Linked DNA regions of Homo sapiens: region 2 is linked to region 1. Evidence: read pairs that join two places in POLR2A ChIA-PET (ENCODE). Cell type or tissue: PC-9. All regions are shown on one strand. Links, peaks and the distances in the headings refer to the core of each region. The heading gives the core; the rest is flanking DNA.

Evidence for each region. Peaks named below come from ENCODE experiments on the same cell type or tissue, not always from the same donor. Only the 100,000 strongest peaks of a DNase experiment are listed, where the experiment ranks them.
Region 2: POLR2A ChIA-PET joins it to region 1 with 6 read pairs; 13 of 35 experiments call an interaction of 5 or more read pairs at or near these places.

What each region holds. Positions count from the first base shown.
Region 1 is chr1:66,941,625-66,949,113 of GRCh38, reverse strand. It overlaps MIER1 (MIER1 transcriptional regulator), which reads right to left. Exons shown (of 14, transcript NM_001077700.3): 4 at 2,819-2,964. Among named protein-coding and RNA genes, the nearest start is that of MIER1, 20 kb to the right of the region's middle. In PC-9, for the core only: no CTCF peak of the experiment used is centred there; a DNase peak (open chromatin) is centred at 4,273; H3K27ac peaks cover 1,751 bases.
Region 2 is chr1:67,046,993-67,054,481 of GRCh38, reverse strand. It overlaps SLC35D1 (solute carrier family 35 member D1), which reads left to right and starts at 334. Exons shown (of 12, transcript NM_015139.3): 1 at 334-671; 2 at 1,493-1,526; 3 at 1,625-1,711; 4 at 2,403-2,470; 5 at 3,978-4,049; 6 at 4,632-4,700; 7 at 7,115-7,217. The coding sequence starts at 469. RefSeq lists silencers at 230-419, 710-919. In PC-9, for the core only: no CTCF peak of the experiment used is centred there; no DNase peak of the experiment used is centred there; H3K4me3 peaks cover 247 bases.

The sequences.
Region 1 (7,489 bases), core at 3,334-5,833:
TAGATCTTCTCTGAATATAGGCAAACTGAAAATAATTGTCTTCTCACTTCACAAATACATGAAGTGACTATGATTGTTAAATCAACTGTTTCCCTTATAACTGTTTTTGAATCGCTTCCCAGCCTCCTACTTTTAAACAATAGTTCTGACTTCAAGTTCTTCAAGTGCCCTGTTTTCAGACACACAGTCTCTGAAAAATAAAACAGGGTAAATAGTAGTAACATTTTTATTCTGTCACCCAGGCTGGAGAGCAGCAGTGCTATCATAGCTCACTGCAGCCTTGGATTCCTGGACCCCAGCAATCCTCCCACCTGAGCCTCATGAAGTGTTGGGCCTACAGGTGCATGCCACCATGCCTAATTAACCTTTTTAAAAAATTTTTTGCAGAGATGGTGGTCTCACTATGTTGCCCAGGCTGGTCTTGACCTCCAGGCCTCAAGTAATCCTCCTGCCTTGGCCTTCTGAAGTACTGAGATTACAGGTATAAACCACTATGCCCAGCCCTTCATATGCTTTTTAACCCATTCTTGAAAGACTTTTGTGATAGCCAATATACACCTTTGACACATTAAATTATTCAGACATTGTGGATTAAGTCAGCTGTAATCACTAAATGATCTAATCCCAAAGCCAGCTCTAATCCCACAATGGGAACACCTGACAAGATTTCAATAAACAGTAATAGAACTCCTTTTTGAGCTCTTTAAATGTATACTTTAAAAAGTTACAAACTAAAATTATGAGACATAGGTCTTTATTACCATAAAAGTATAAGCATTCATTTTTCATGATATTATGTATTCCAAATCCTTAAAGACTGGCACTATGTCTTATTTCTTATGTTCTTTTTATCATGGAGTACAGGAAATCATATGCATGATATATTTTATTAGAACATACCAGACTGATATATCCATTCATTCATACAATACTTTTGAGTGAGCACTCTTGCAAGGTACCATGAAATACACTGGTGAATAACAGTCATTTTATTTCATCTTCTCAAAACCAGTGGAGGTACAGACAATAAATTAAACAAACAATTACAAATTGTGTCCTAACACTAAAGAAAGCATTGAATAGGGGACAGTGGTTAAAAAAAAATAAAAATAAAACAAAAAACTAATTAAAACCTAATTAGGGGACAGGAAAGGCTGCTATTCTGAGGAGGCAACACCGAACCCAGAGGATAAGGAGCCGGCCTTGGGATGCATATACCAGAGAGTGAGAATGAGCTGAAAACCCTTGAAGCAGAAGAAACTAGCCTATTTAACAACAAAAGCAGCTAGTGTGGCTATAACAGAGGTAGTGTGATACATGGGTAAGAGGCCATTATCATGCAGGTGGCCTTGCTGGCCTGGTTGAGGAGTTTGGGTTTTCTTTGGATATAACAGGAAGCTGGGAGGTTGATATTAATTGATTTACATTTTGAAAAGAAGATCACAGCTGCTGGGTGGAAATGTATCAGGAGAAAGATGGTAAAAGAGGAAATGGGGAAACCAGTCAGGAAGCTACTGCAATAGCCTAGGCTAGAAAGAATGGTAATCTAGGCAGCAATGGATCAAGAGTCGGCTAAGGGATATTCTTGTGGATACAAATGATAGGTTTATTTAGAAATAAGATATTGAAAGAGAAGGAAAATGACTCACTGGTTTCTGACTTAGGCAACAGGGTAAATAGTAGTACCACTTTTTACTGATAGGACAGGGAAAGAACAAGCAGAGAAAAAAACAACAGTCAATAGTTCTGTTTTGGACATTTATAATTTAGAGATGTCCATTTAGTTAAGCAAGCAGAAATGTCAAGGTGGACAAACAAAACTGGAGACAGGAAATAGGTTAATGCTAGAAATATAAACTAAAGAATACTAAGGATATACACACCAAGGGAATAAATTAAATCACACAGCTTAGTGATTTTCAAATTTGGTGTACATATAATGCCAACTTACTTAATGAAGATGTGGATCTGAACACCACCTCCAGAGATTCTGATTCAGTATGCCGGGGGAGAGGTCCAAAAAATCTGCTTTTTAAAATAAGTACAGGGTTGATTCTGATGCAACTGACCCTCATACTACATTTTGAGGAGCACTGATCCAGACAGAGACAGGAGAGAAAAAAAGAAGGTCCAAACTGAGAATCACAAACTGCCAACATGTAAACCTTGAGTAACGGAAGAAGAGTCTGCAAAAGATACTGAATAGAAACAAAAAGATAAAGAAAACCAGACAGTGGTGTACTCCAGAATTCAAGTAAAAGAAGGGAATGTTAAACTATATTGAATACTGCTGAGAAAAAGTAAGGTAGTGAGAGAAAAGTGAATATAAAAATGGATGTAACAAGGAAAGTTCACTGGTCACCTTGATAGGAAGAGGTGGAGATAATCTAGAGCACTTTATGTAGTGGAGATAATCTAGAGCACTTTATGTAGTGAATGGAAAATGATACTTCAAGAATTTTTGGCTCTGAAGGAGAATAAGTAAAAGATATGGTAACTGGGGAAGGACAAAGGATATATGAGGCCGTGTAGAATCCTTTTATAGTCCATTTTTGACCAGACCTTTATAGCAGAATCATTTAACAGTCTATGTTTTACCAAAGTAACTATGTGAATTCTGTTATTGCACATAATAAAGTTATTGTTTTTAAATCCTTTCATTTCAAACTTTAAATATCCCACCTATGATCACACAAAATTTTTCAGTCATTAATATATAACACAATTTCTCTCCTAATCAGAGAATCAAAATTTCAGATCTTCCCTTTCCACAAAAAAGTCATAACCAATTCATACCCTAGCTCTACATGTTATTTACCCTTGCAAGATCTTCTATTTCAGAGCTGAAGTTTGTTTCTCCTTCCATCATTTCTTCCTCTTCTAATGTTCGTTCATCATCAAAATCATGAACCAGCATGTCAGCTGATGGATCAAATTCATGGTCATCTGATGTTGCTGAACCTCCTGGTAAGGAATATTTCAAAAAGTTTGGTAAACCAAATTAAGTGGATCTTATTAATATTAATGTATATATTTTTATTTGATGCTGGATGTAAGTCAAAAGTACCAAGAAAAAGCTACGCACAGCAACTATTATGTATTGCTTTTTAATAGTTACAACAGAAAAATGGAAGGAAAATGTTTATAGCTTTAAAAGTGTTTATAATGTTATAAATATGAAAAAATTGTAAATAATAAATGGTCATATCAAATAAGAACAGGCTTTTCGTGTGGAAAAAAGTCTCAATTCTTTTTTTTCTTCTTCTTCTTTGAGACAGGGTCTCGCTCTGTCCCAGGCTGGGGTGCAGCTCACTGCAGCCTCGACCTCCTAGGGCCAAGCGATCCTTCTACCTCAGCCTCCAAAGTAGCTGGGACTATGACCACAACACACAGCTAATTTTTTAATATTTTTTTGGTAAAGGCAGGGTCTTGCTATGTTGCCCTGGCTGGTCTTGAACTCCCAGGCTCAAGCAATCATCCTGCCTTGGCGTCCCAAAGTCCTGGGATTACAGGTGTACCTGGCCCTAAAAATCACAATTCTTAACCATTTGATTAATGTTTGATAGAACCAATGAGTATGAACTCCTCTGGCCCATGAGGAGACTGTGAGTCAGCCCTCCATGTCCATGGCTTCTGTGTATGTGGATTCAACCAACAGCAGATTGAAAACATTCAGAGAAAAAAACAAAAACAAAAAAACCTCTGTCTTCAACACGTACAGGCGTTTTTCCTTGTCATTATTCCCCAAACAACACAGTATAACTATTTACATAGCATTTACCTATATTAGGTATTTTATATATATATATATATATATATATATATATATATATATATATATATATACACACACCAGATTATTTAAAGCATATAAGAGAAATGTGCATAGGTTACACGCAAATACTATGCATTTTGTGTCAGGGATTTGAGCATCCACGATTTTGGTATCCGAGGGAGGTTTACAGGTATCGAAGGATGACTGTATAGTCATGTGAAATATACAGTCATCTGAATACACAGTCTAGTGAAGACACAGCTGCACTCAAATATTATTATTCTATAAGTACTTCCTTGAAAATACATTCTAGTGGCTGGATGTAGTTGCTCATGCTTTAATACCAGCACTTCACGAGGCCAAGAAGGGAGGATCACCTGAGCCTAAGAGTTTGAGACCAGCCTGGGCAACATAATGAGACACCGTCTCTACAAAAAATTTAAAAATTAGCTGGGTGTGGTGCTGTGTGCCTGTCATCCCAGCTACTCAGGAGGCTAAGGCAGGAGAAGTGCCTGAGCCAGGGAGGTCAAGGCCACAGTGAGTCATGATCACACTACTGCATTCCAGCCTGGGAGACAGAGCAAGGCCCTGACTTTAAAAAATAAAAAATAAATAAAAAAAAATCTAATATTTGAGTAGCTGTCCTTAACTTAGTGGATTTTGATCAGAAATAACGCCAAAGACTGAGTAGAAGAGCAAAATTTATTAAAACTGCATAGAGAACTCCTATCAAAGGCATTAAAAATAATCTAGTCTAATAAACATGTCTAACTGACATGTGGTTGGGGAATATTGCTGGACCCTATAGGGTCAAGCTTTGTAATAGTAGAATGCAAAGGCTGGGCATACATAGTCTGTAAAATATTGTCTGTAAAATATTGTACTACATTGGCAGTAGTAAAACTTGGGGATATTTTACAGACTATGTAAAATATCCCCAAGTTTTACTACTGCCAATGTGGACCTAGATTTGCAAAAGCATTGTTTACTGATAAACAAATGAGTTACTGAACATTGAAAAAATTAACAATTTTTAAAGTTTTAACTGTTGATGGTTAGACATTAATAGATGTACCTATTCTTTCATTTCACTCCAGAAAGATAAACAATAAGTAAAGCAAAGAGATAGAGCTGACTTCTTGAAAATCCGACTATTATGAATAAGGGAATGCCCAAAGCTTAGGGTTCTTCAGTTACTCACAATAATTTTCAAAAGAATCATTTTTTTGAGTGCTTACCATATGCCAGATACTATGTTCAAGCATGTCATATACATTATCTCAATTAATCTTCAAATAATCCTACGAAGTAGGTATTATCATCCCATTTAAAGAGGAAAAAAAAAAAATAAAAACTCAAGGCTTAGAGATTTCAAGTAGCAAGTCTAAACTTACAAAGCCAGTAGATGGCAAAGACGGAATTTGAATCCTGGGTATACTAATCCTAACACCTATGCTTTTACTGGACTCCAAGCCTCCTGTAAATTATTTTAGTATACTGCCTCAAAGAATACTTAAGGAGAGTCTATGTACTAAGACGAGTGAATGCAAGCCAGGTCACATGGCAAAGCACTTAACATCATTGTGCCCTTTCAGAAGCACCAGAAAATATTGGTATTAGGCCAGGCGCAGTGGCTCATGTCTGTAATCCCAGCACTTTAGGAGGCCAAGGCAGGAGGACTGCTTGAGCTCAGGGGTTCAGGACAAGCCTGGGCAACACAGTGAGACCTCATCTCAAAAAAGAAAGGAAGAAAAGAGGAAAGGAGGAAAGGAAACGAAAGGAAACAAAACTAAACGAAAGGAAAGGAAAAGATAGTAAGGAAAGGAAAGGAACTGATATTAAATAGAAAATAACTAAAAACATAATTACATGCCAAATCAGATACCTTATACCAGATTATAGTAAAAATGAGTTATTAACACTTATCAAAGTTTTAGAATAATTTAAATAAAAACATTTAGAAAAGCATATTATCTTAATTTTCTTCCAGAAATTAAGAAAAGCTTAGTACAATTTTAGCAGTGCATCTTAGTACTGCTTGAGGCAATGGACACAAGGGTTCCATAGGAGCACAATTTGAGAAACATTAATATAGGTGTAGTTTTCTGTCCCAATCCTTTTCTCTTCTGAGTTTTCAAGAGAAAACTCTCCTCAAACTTTTTAGTTCACCCAGCAATCTTCTGGGATACTGAGTAGTCAGTCAGTAATCATGTATCCCTACAAATAATGCTATACTTTTCTCCCTTGTAGGCAGAAAGACCCTAAAAAATCCCCACACCATCCCTTTGTATACTATTATCCAATCAGAATATAATTGTAATTAGACACAGGTATTATCAAAAATAATTATGCTTAATTCTTTGTTATACTTGTTACACTCTATTGACTTTTAAAAAAATTCAAGTTCATAGGTATATAGCATCAAAGCATGTGTTGTAACTCACCTGAAGTCCATTTTTTGTTATTTGCAAAGCCAATTATATATGAAGACTTGCCATTTCACTCCCTTATTACATCAAACAACAAAGTGTAGGTGAACTACTTCCTGTCTCACTCCAATTTCTTTCCCTACATGCACACTACGCTTTTTTCTATAAACTTTCAATTTTCAGTTTTTCTCTTTCCTTAATCTGACCTGTTCTATCTGACTTCTTTTTGCCTTGTTCCTTAGAACAAACTAACCATCTTATTCTTGTCAATAGCTAGACCCACCATTAGGCTGTCTCCTAGGAAAAAAAAAAAATTCCCAATAATAAATCATTAGAGGTAATGGCTCTGGTGCTTTGTATAAATTAAGTATTTTGCATCAGAGTTAGGCAAATGTGACTGCTTTGTCATGAAATCCTATCCTACTGCAGAAAAGGTACCTTACATCTTTTCAAAGGTAAATTCAGTTTGTATCATGTCTACTCATTTAATCACTTTTTAAATTATCTTCACCTCCATTAATTCCCCACCTCTAATGGCTACTAGTCTTACAGGTAAAAAGCCTTACATTGTGCCTCTACTTTGTCTTACACTGGTGGAGACTACAGACAAAGCAATTAATGTGGTCATGTGACTATTATTACTAGCATTGATTGCAAAGTACAGATGCTACAAAGGATATAGCCTTTTCATCAGGGGACTGAAAAATTTTTTACATGAGTATTTCTAATTTTCTCTACTAACTTTTATAACTGGCTGTAATTAACATTATTTATAAGAACAATAAACACTGCCCTGGGCAGAAGCCTCAAATGACAAATACTGTCTAACTCAAAAGATCTATTTCAGTCTGAAAACAAGCTGAAGAAATATAAACATTCTATCTGTTAAGTATTCAACAAGTAGCAAAGCTATCAAAGACTGTTTTTTTTTTTTTTTTTGAGAGAAGGAGTCTCGCTCTATAGCTCAGGCTGGAGTGCAGTGGCATGATCTCAGCTCACTGCAACCTTCACCTCCCAGGTTAAAGGATTCTCCCACCTCAGCCTTCCGAGTAGCTGGGATTACAAGCATGTGCCACCATCCTGGCTAATTTTCGTATTTTTAGAAGAGACGAGATTTCACCATGTTGGCCAGGCTAGTCTCAAACTCCTGACCTCAAGTGATCCATCCGTCTTGGCCTCCCAAAGTGTTGGGATTACAGGCATGAGCCACTGCACCTGGCCAACATTTGTATTCTTCAAACTCCATTATTCTTCCAGTTCAGCCTAGGCTGATTCAAATGTAATG
Region 2 (7,489 bases), core at 2,001-4,500, 110 kb before region 1:
AGCCCCTCTGCCACCAGACTCCCCACGCCCCAGGTACGCGCCCCGCGGAGAGACCCAGCGCGTGCTCGTGCGCAGGCGCAGGGCGACTGTCACCCGGAGTCTGTGGTTTGTCGCCCGGCGCTCTGGTGTCTCGATGTAGTTCCCCTGGCTTCTCCTTATCCGCCTCGGGCAGGGGGGTCGCCACTGCCCCTTCTCCAGGCTCTCTCCAACCCCTGCCCAGGCTAAGCCCGGCGCGGCCCTACTCTCTGACCCCGCGTTGCACAATGCCCGAGCAAAGTCTCCAGGGGTGTGAACCCCGGCGTCCCTGCCCCTGGGCGGGGACAGGCGGCGGCCAAGCGGGGAGTCGAGGCGGCGAGCGCGCAGCTGGCCTAGTCTGCGGTCCCCAACTCCTGGAGTCCCCTGGGAGCTGCCGCTGCAGGCCCCCGAGCCGCTAGGCCCCGCCGCCAGGCCACCGCTGCTGCGGCAGCCATGGCGGAAGTTCATAGACGTCAGCATGCTCGGGTTAAAGGAGAAGCCCCCGCGAAATCCTCCACACTCCGAGATGAGGAGGAGCTGGGGATGGCGTCGGCCGAAACGCTGACCGTGTTTCTGAAGCTGCTGGCCGCCGGCTTTTACGGCGTGAGCTCCTTCCTGATCGTGGTGGTGAATAAGAGCGTGCTCACCAATTACAGGTAGGGCCGAGGCGGCGGCGGCCCAGGCCGCGGAGGAGGAGCGGGCGGCGGCGGCGGCGCGGCGCCGGCTCCCTGGACTTTGACTGCCAAAGTTAAAGCCGAACAAAGTTGGGCGGGAGCTGGGGAGGGCGGGCGGCTGACGCGCGCGGCCCGGGCAGCGGAGCCGGCCTGGCGAGCGGGCCTGTGGCAGGGGTCCGCTCCCTGCGCGGAGCTCCGGCCGGCCCGGCACATTTGGGGCTCGCCTGCCATGCCCTGGGCGCACCGCCCCGAAAACCCTGCCCTTCAGAGAGATGGAGCAAAGTGATTTGCTTGGTGACTTTTGAGCCGTTATGCCTGTCGATCAGGGAGGAGAGCGAGGGAAGCCTCCCTCCTCCGCAGCCTGGACAGGGGGCCGGGGCTTCAGTGTCCCCTGCACCCGCTGACAGCCTCTGGGGACGTACGCATCCTCAACCCAGCAGACAATTATTCCCTTGCTAACACTGGGACCCAGAGGCAGAAGTTGGTTGTTTTTTTTTTTAAGGTGTGTGAAATCGTTGCAGAGATCTGTATCTGCACTGCCTTGAGAAATCCTTTGCAGGCAGCGGACTGAAACTGTAGACTCGGACAAGATGGGACAAGCGGCCGCCCGAGGCTACATCAGCGGGGTGGACTGACAACCAACAGGCAGAGAGTTTTCTCCCAAGATTTTTGTTTGATTTAGGGGCGGACGTTGATGTGGCTTGTATCGGAATGCCTTATTAACGTTGCCGATGTGCAAATTGAATTCACGGAGCTAAGTTAGGTTTGTTCTGATCTTGTTTTTTTCTTTGCCCTTTTTGTAGATTTCCCTCCTCACTATGTGTTGGACTTGGCCAGGTTAGTTGGAATCCTCACCATTACGTGGTTTATGTTGTTAGAACTTCTGTGTGTGTCTTTATGTGTAGAACAGTGAATCTGTGTTCTCTTGTTTACAGATGGTGGCCACAGTGGCAGTTCTCTGGGTGGGAAAGGCGCTCAGAGTAGTCAAGTTTCCTGACCTTGACAGAAATGTACCTCGAAAGGTAAAAGAAGAAAAGCGATACTTTATTTTGTGAAATGAAGTCAGTATGTATTAACATATTTTATCAGTGCCTTGCGTATTTAAAAATTGCAGCCTCAAAATTGCCCAGTCTAGAGTGGTTATAATGAATGTAAAGAATAAAAGTAGTAATATGTGTCAAAGAAGGCCTACAGTCTCTTTAAACTTAAGAGAAAAAATAACCTAGGAATATTCTTCTGTTTTTAATTAATGCACACTTGTTGAGAGTACAATAGTTTTGCAGTTTCTCTATCCATCTAATCTAGCCAGTGTATCCTGCATTCATTATTCTTTGGGCTTATTTTATACTGTCTGCCTCTGCTTGACTCCAAACGAAGATGAAATGCCTTTACTTTTTCTGCTGACAATAGAGCCATGGGCTCTAATACATTATCATATTTTACAGCAAATGATGTTTCTGTCTCACATTGATCATATTCATATTTCTGTCTTTTCTCCCTGCCTTCCTCCCTTTCTTTCTGCTATAGTAATGTTGTTTATCCAAGCATAAGTTTTGTTTGGGTGTTTGGGTGTCAAAATTGTGTATGATAACTAATTTTACGTTTTAAGTGGAAAAAATTTTGATCATATAAACAAAATTGTTTCTGTTTGAAAGGACCTTGTTTTAGCTATCTTTATTATTGAGTTTTGTTATCCCTTTTTAAATTTTCTAGACGTTTCCACTACCTCTACTATATTTTGGGAACCAAATCACGGGACTGTTCAGCACAAAGAAACTGAAGTATGGATAACTTTATTTTACTAGTGAGGTTAATATAATGTATTCTTAAAATTGTACTTGAATGTCAAATATTTAACACATTGTTATTGATTCTGGAAAAAAATGAAAGGACCAGAAAGCTTCTATTACTACTAAATAATGAAAGTGGTGCCAAAGGTTTTAGTTTATAGTTTATGCTCTTTTCTTTGAAGAGAAAGAGGAGTTTTTTGTTTTTGTTTTTTTACCCCTCATTTTGATGTTAGAAGTCTTAAAATGTTATAAAATGCTATGATAGGAAATTTTTATTATTTTTCTAGAGCCACAATAGTGAAGATATATACTAGGCTTCTGGGATTTCAGTTCTTTAGTATAGTTCATAAATATTTTAGGCAACTTCCACACAGCAAAATTAGAGGGTAGGCACAAGAACTTTTGCAGTTTTTCTTTTAATGTGAAGTAAGGTAACATCAGCTAGAACCCTGATAAAAATATTATTAATATCTTACACATGGCATGTAACTGTAGAGGCAACATACTTATTTTCAGAAAGAAGCAATAGCTCTCCTCTCCATGGTAACACTGTCTTTCCCTCTAACCTCCCGGTTTCTGGCTTCTGCTCTTATTGTAGTGTACATATCGGTTGTGTGTGGTATTAAAATGACACAAATAGAGAAAACATTTAACAGAAACCCCATGGCTTCACCACTACCACACAAGCTAAAACCCTGGCATTGTAAAATAGAATGGAGAGATTTTTGAGCATCAAGGACAAGGTGTTTTTCATTTCTTCCTTTAAAACCCGAGAAACCTGACAGAATGACCGAGATGATATCTCTGAAGAGGGTTCCAAGGAAGTCAGATTTATCATGGGTGGGACATTTTTTTCCATTTCATTACCCACCAGGAAAGAAATGCAGGCCTTCTGCAAAGTGCTGCTTGTGTAGAGTTTGCTTTTTTTCATCCATCTCATCCAACCATTCATTCACACCTATCTTTGATTGCCAGCTAAGTATAAGGCACTTTGGAGTGAGATAAGATATATTCAGAAATAACTATATTGCAAGAGGCTGTATGTTTGATTAGTACAAGCAAAATGCTCTGGGAATTTAGATGAAGACAAAATTACATCCACAAAAGGACAGTCAAGGCATTTCATGGGGTAAGATTTTCATAGATGGTTTTTGGGTGGTCTAGGGGGTGGGAAGGGAGGTCAGACTAGTGAAAAAATGAGAAGGAAGCCTTTTTCTATTAAAAACTGACATATTTACAGCTTAGGGTTTTGCATAATTAGAATAAAGTTTTGTAGTTAATTTAATGTTTCTCACTTCTAGTAGTTTTTTAAAAGCAACTGTTGTAGGCTTTCAAGTAGGAATTGCTTCTAGAGAGAAGCAGGGGTTTAACCATAAATTAATTTGTATGGAATTTCCATAATGGAAGAATAGCATTATTTTAACTACCAATTTGGAAAATCTTAGTTTAAAACAAATTGTTAAATTCTATTTTACCTAATTATCTTTTTTTTTTCCAGCTTGCCAATGTTTACAGTTCTGAGAAGGTTCTCCATCCTGTTTACAATGTTTGCTGAAGGAGTTTTACTCAAGTGAGCTAAGTTTCTAATATATCTGTTCTTTAAATCACCTTGAAAAGGTGCCCAGCATATGTGAGATATTAAATTATTTGTCTTGTTCCTACCTTACCTTTTGAGAAGTTTAAGCAACCCTCTCTCTTGGCTGCTGGAATTGATAGTTTGTGGGAGTGGTAGTTGGGAAGGTTATGAATTAGAGTTGAAAATCTTATCTGAACGTGAGATTTACTTTCTAGAATTTCTGTACTACTGCCACCGGGAGAAGCTGGATCAGAATCATAGGTATAGGTTTTAAATAGTGTTCATGTCTAGCTCCAAATGAATGTGACATTTTTCTGTTAAAGAAATTCTGCTTCACAAAAATTCAAACTCACTAATAATGACAATAGGTGAAAATTTTAAAAGTGGGTGTAATAACTTATATAACAATAAATTTTTGCTTTATCAAAGGGGTTCTTTTAAATATCAGTTTCTCAGAAATGTTTAAAATACGATTGTTTATAGCTTTTGAGAAAGCATATCCCATTTTTTGCTTCTGTTGTAAAATGAGTGTGGGAATAAAGTCATGTGTGTATTTTAAAATTTTTTGTTTTGTAGGAAGACTTTTTCTTGGGGTATTAAAATGACTGTATTTGCAATGATTATTGGAGCCTTTGTAGCTGCCAGGTAAGATGTGGGCCTATGACTAGCACATTATAAATTGTCAATAATTATTGATAATAAATGATTGCTTATCAATAACAATTTTTTATTGCCTAAATAAGAATTATATCTTTGAAAAGCATCTAGAAGACTCTTGAAAAGGTTAAATCTTTTTGGCTGTATTAAGATAAAGGTTGACAAAAATAAGATTCTTGGGATTGTTAAAATTTAAATTGATGTAATTTAGAATTTGTTACTGTCGTTGTGCTGAGCACATAGCATGTGCCACACAATATGTTTGGCATTTTACACATCTTATTATGTATTCTTCACAACACCTCTGAGAGGTATGGGTATAATTTTCCTATTTTATAGTTGAAGAAACTAAAACTTAAGTTCAATAACTTACTTAAGGTCACAGAGCTAATGGCAGAGCTGAAATTTGAATCTGTGGCTTTCTTCAGAGCCTGTGTGTTTTTATAAACCATGTGGCATTTCTTTTTTTTTTTTTTGAGACGGAGTCTTGCTCTGTCGCCCAGGCTGGAGTCCAGTAGTGGGCTCTCGGCTCACTGCAAGCTCCGCCTCCCAGGTTTACGCCATTCTCCTGCCTCAGCCTCCCGAGTAGCTGGGACTACAGGTGTCTGCCACCACACCCAGCTAATTTTTTGTATTCTTAGTAGACACGGAGTTTCACCATGTTAGCCAGGATGGTCTCGATCTCCTGACCTCGTGATCCGCCTGCCTTGGCCTCCCAAAGTGCTGGGATTACAGGCGTGAGCCACCGCGCCTGGCCTGGCGTTCCTTAATTTTGCATGCTGCTAAAGAAAAGCATGTCTCCTCTTCTGTGAGGTGAGGAAAATGACTATGAAACATTTGCTTGCCTTTTCGAATAATGAACAATAACATTGCTTTAATTGGCCTCACATAAGATATGTCACAAATGCCATAACTTAGATATTCTATTAGGTTATTAAAGCTTTTCCCATTTTTCTTAAGTTTTAGTTTTAAAATACATGAGGAAAATGTATACCCACAGACCTAGAAAATTATAATGATGCTAGAAGTCTTCTACAACATTTTAATCAGCCCAGGGCATGCATATATGTATTTACTAATGCCACACATTCTGCCAGACATATGTTTTCCATCCAGGAGTTCCAGTGTACTTCTTGAATTGACTCATTTACCTTCATCACATTCCTGTAGTATAGGTGGAAGAAAATATTATCAGTCCAGTCCTGTTTTACAAGTCCAATCTCCAAGTAAAATTTCATTCTAAAAAAAAGAGAGTGGCGTAATTGGTTACTAGAAATTGGCTATATAGCTAACTGCTTTTCCTTCTATGTCATATTCCCCCCTTGGAGAAAAATTCTATGCTAGCCTCCTACCTTTCTTTTTAGAGGTGCCCTGCTAGTCTTTGAAACATTTCCTTGAAGCTGATGGGACCCAAAATTGTACCAAACAACAGGGGTTCCTCAGGGCTTTCTTGTGTCTACAAAAACTTCTGAAAAGGATTACTGTCTGGACCAGCCTTATCTGGTTAGACCCTTTGACTTGGAAAAAGATTGAAAGGAAGGGAACTCAGACCTCTGAAGTCAGTCAGAAGGTTGTTAGACTGCTTGGGGTAGGGAGTGTGCATTAAGTTAGTCCTGCCTAAAATTGCAGTGGCATAGAACTCATTAGATAAGTCTTGGCTCCTATACAGTATCTCTGCAAAATCAGAGTCTGTGCAGCCACTATTTTAGCTAGGGTGCTGAAGTATGCTGAAGGCATACCTTTCTCAGATTTTCATTTATTCTGTTTAATTTACTAAATTCTTATCTCGTGCCTGGTACTCTAAGTTCCAGAAATTTTCAGTTTCCCTAAACCCCCAAGTTATACTTCACAGGTTCATTGAGCTATTGTTTAAGTATTTGAGTTCCTGCTATGTGCTTAGACATTGTTCTAGCTTGATCTCAGAACTAACCATGATCCACACTTCAGAAATTTCACCCAGGGGCCCAACTACCTATGCAAGATAGTCCTACCTTTCATGTGGACCTTCAGAAAATGACTTGTTAATGGCCTCATCCTTTTGGTTTTCTTGTCTATGAAATTGAGCTCTGCCTGCTTCTGCCTGCTTCACAGATGTACTTAATGGTAATTTGGTGCTTGTTGTCATCTGGCTTTGAATGCAGAGCGGTGTGCTATTAAATGACATGAATGACCGTTGCTAATTATGTGTTTAAATGTTAGTGCCTCTTATTTCTGAGGAATCCCTTATTGAGGTGAAATTGCAAACTATGACCAGAAATCAAGAAATACTAGTAGCTGATAAAATGCCTAATATTCACTTCCCTAGATGAGAATATGTTCTTGTAAATATTTTAGCTTATATCTATTTAAAATTAAATGCATGTTCTTTAAGTTGTTCTTAAAGTGTTGCTTATGTTTTGCAGCTCTGACTTGGCATTTGATCTGGAAGGATATGCTTTTATTCTGATAAACGATGTCCTAACAGCAGCAAATGGTGCATACGTAAAACAAAAATTAGATTCAAAAGTAAGTAGCAATCTAAAGCTTTAACAGTTGTGTACTGATGTTGGCATGTCAATTCATAGGAGAAAAAGTGGGGAATAAAGAAAGTTCTTACTGGGGATGAGAAAGACATAGTGGCTCTCTGAGGGTAAAATTCCTGTACTTTAGTGTTCATATAAGAAACTTTATTTTTTAATTAATTAGCAATTAGGTTTTATTCCAGGCTTTTCTGGGATTGCGTGAATTTTGACTTCGTGTGGGGTAGGGAAAGTAAAGTGTGTTCACTGCAGTGTCTT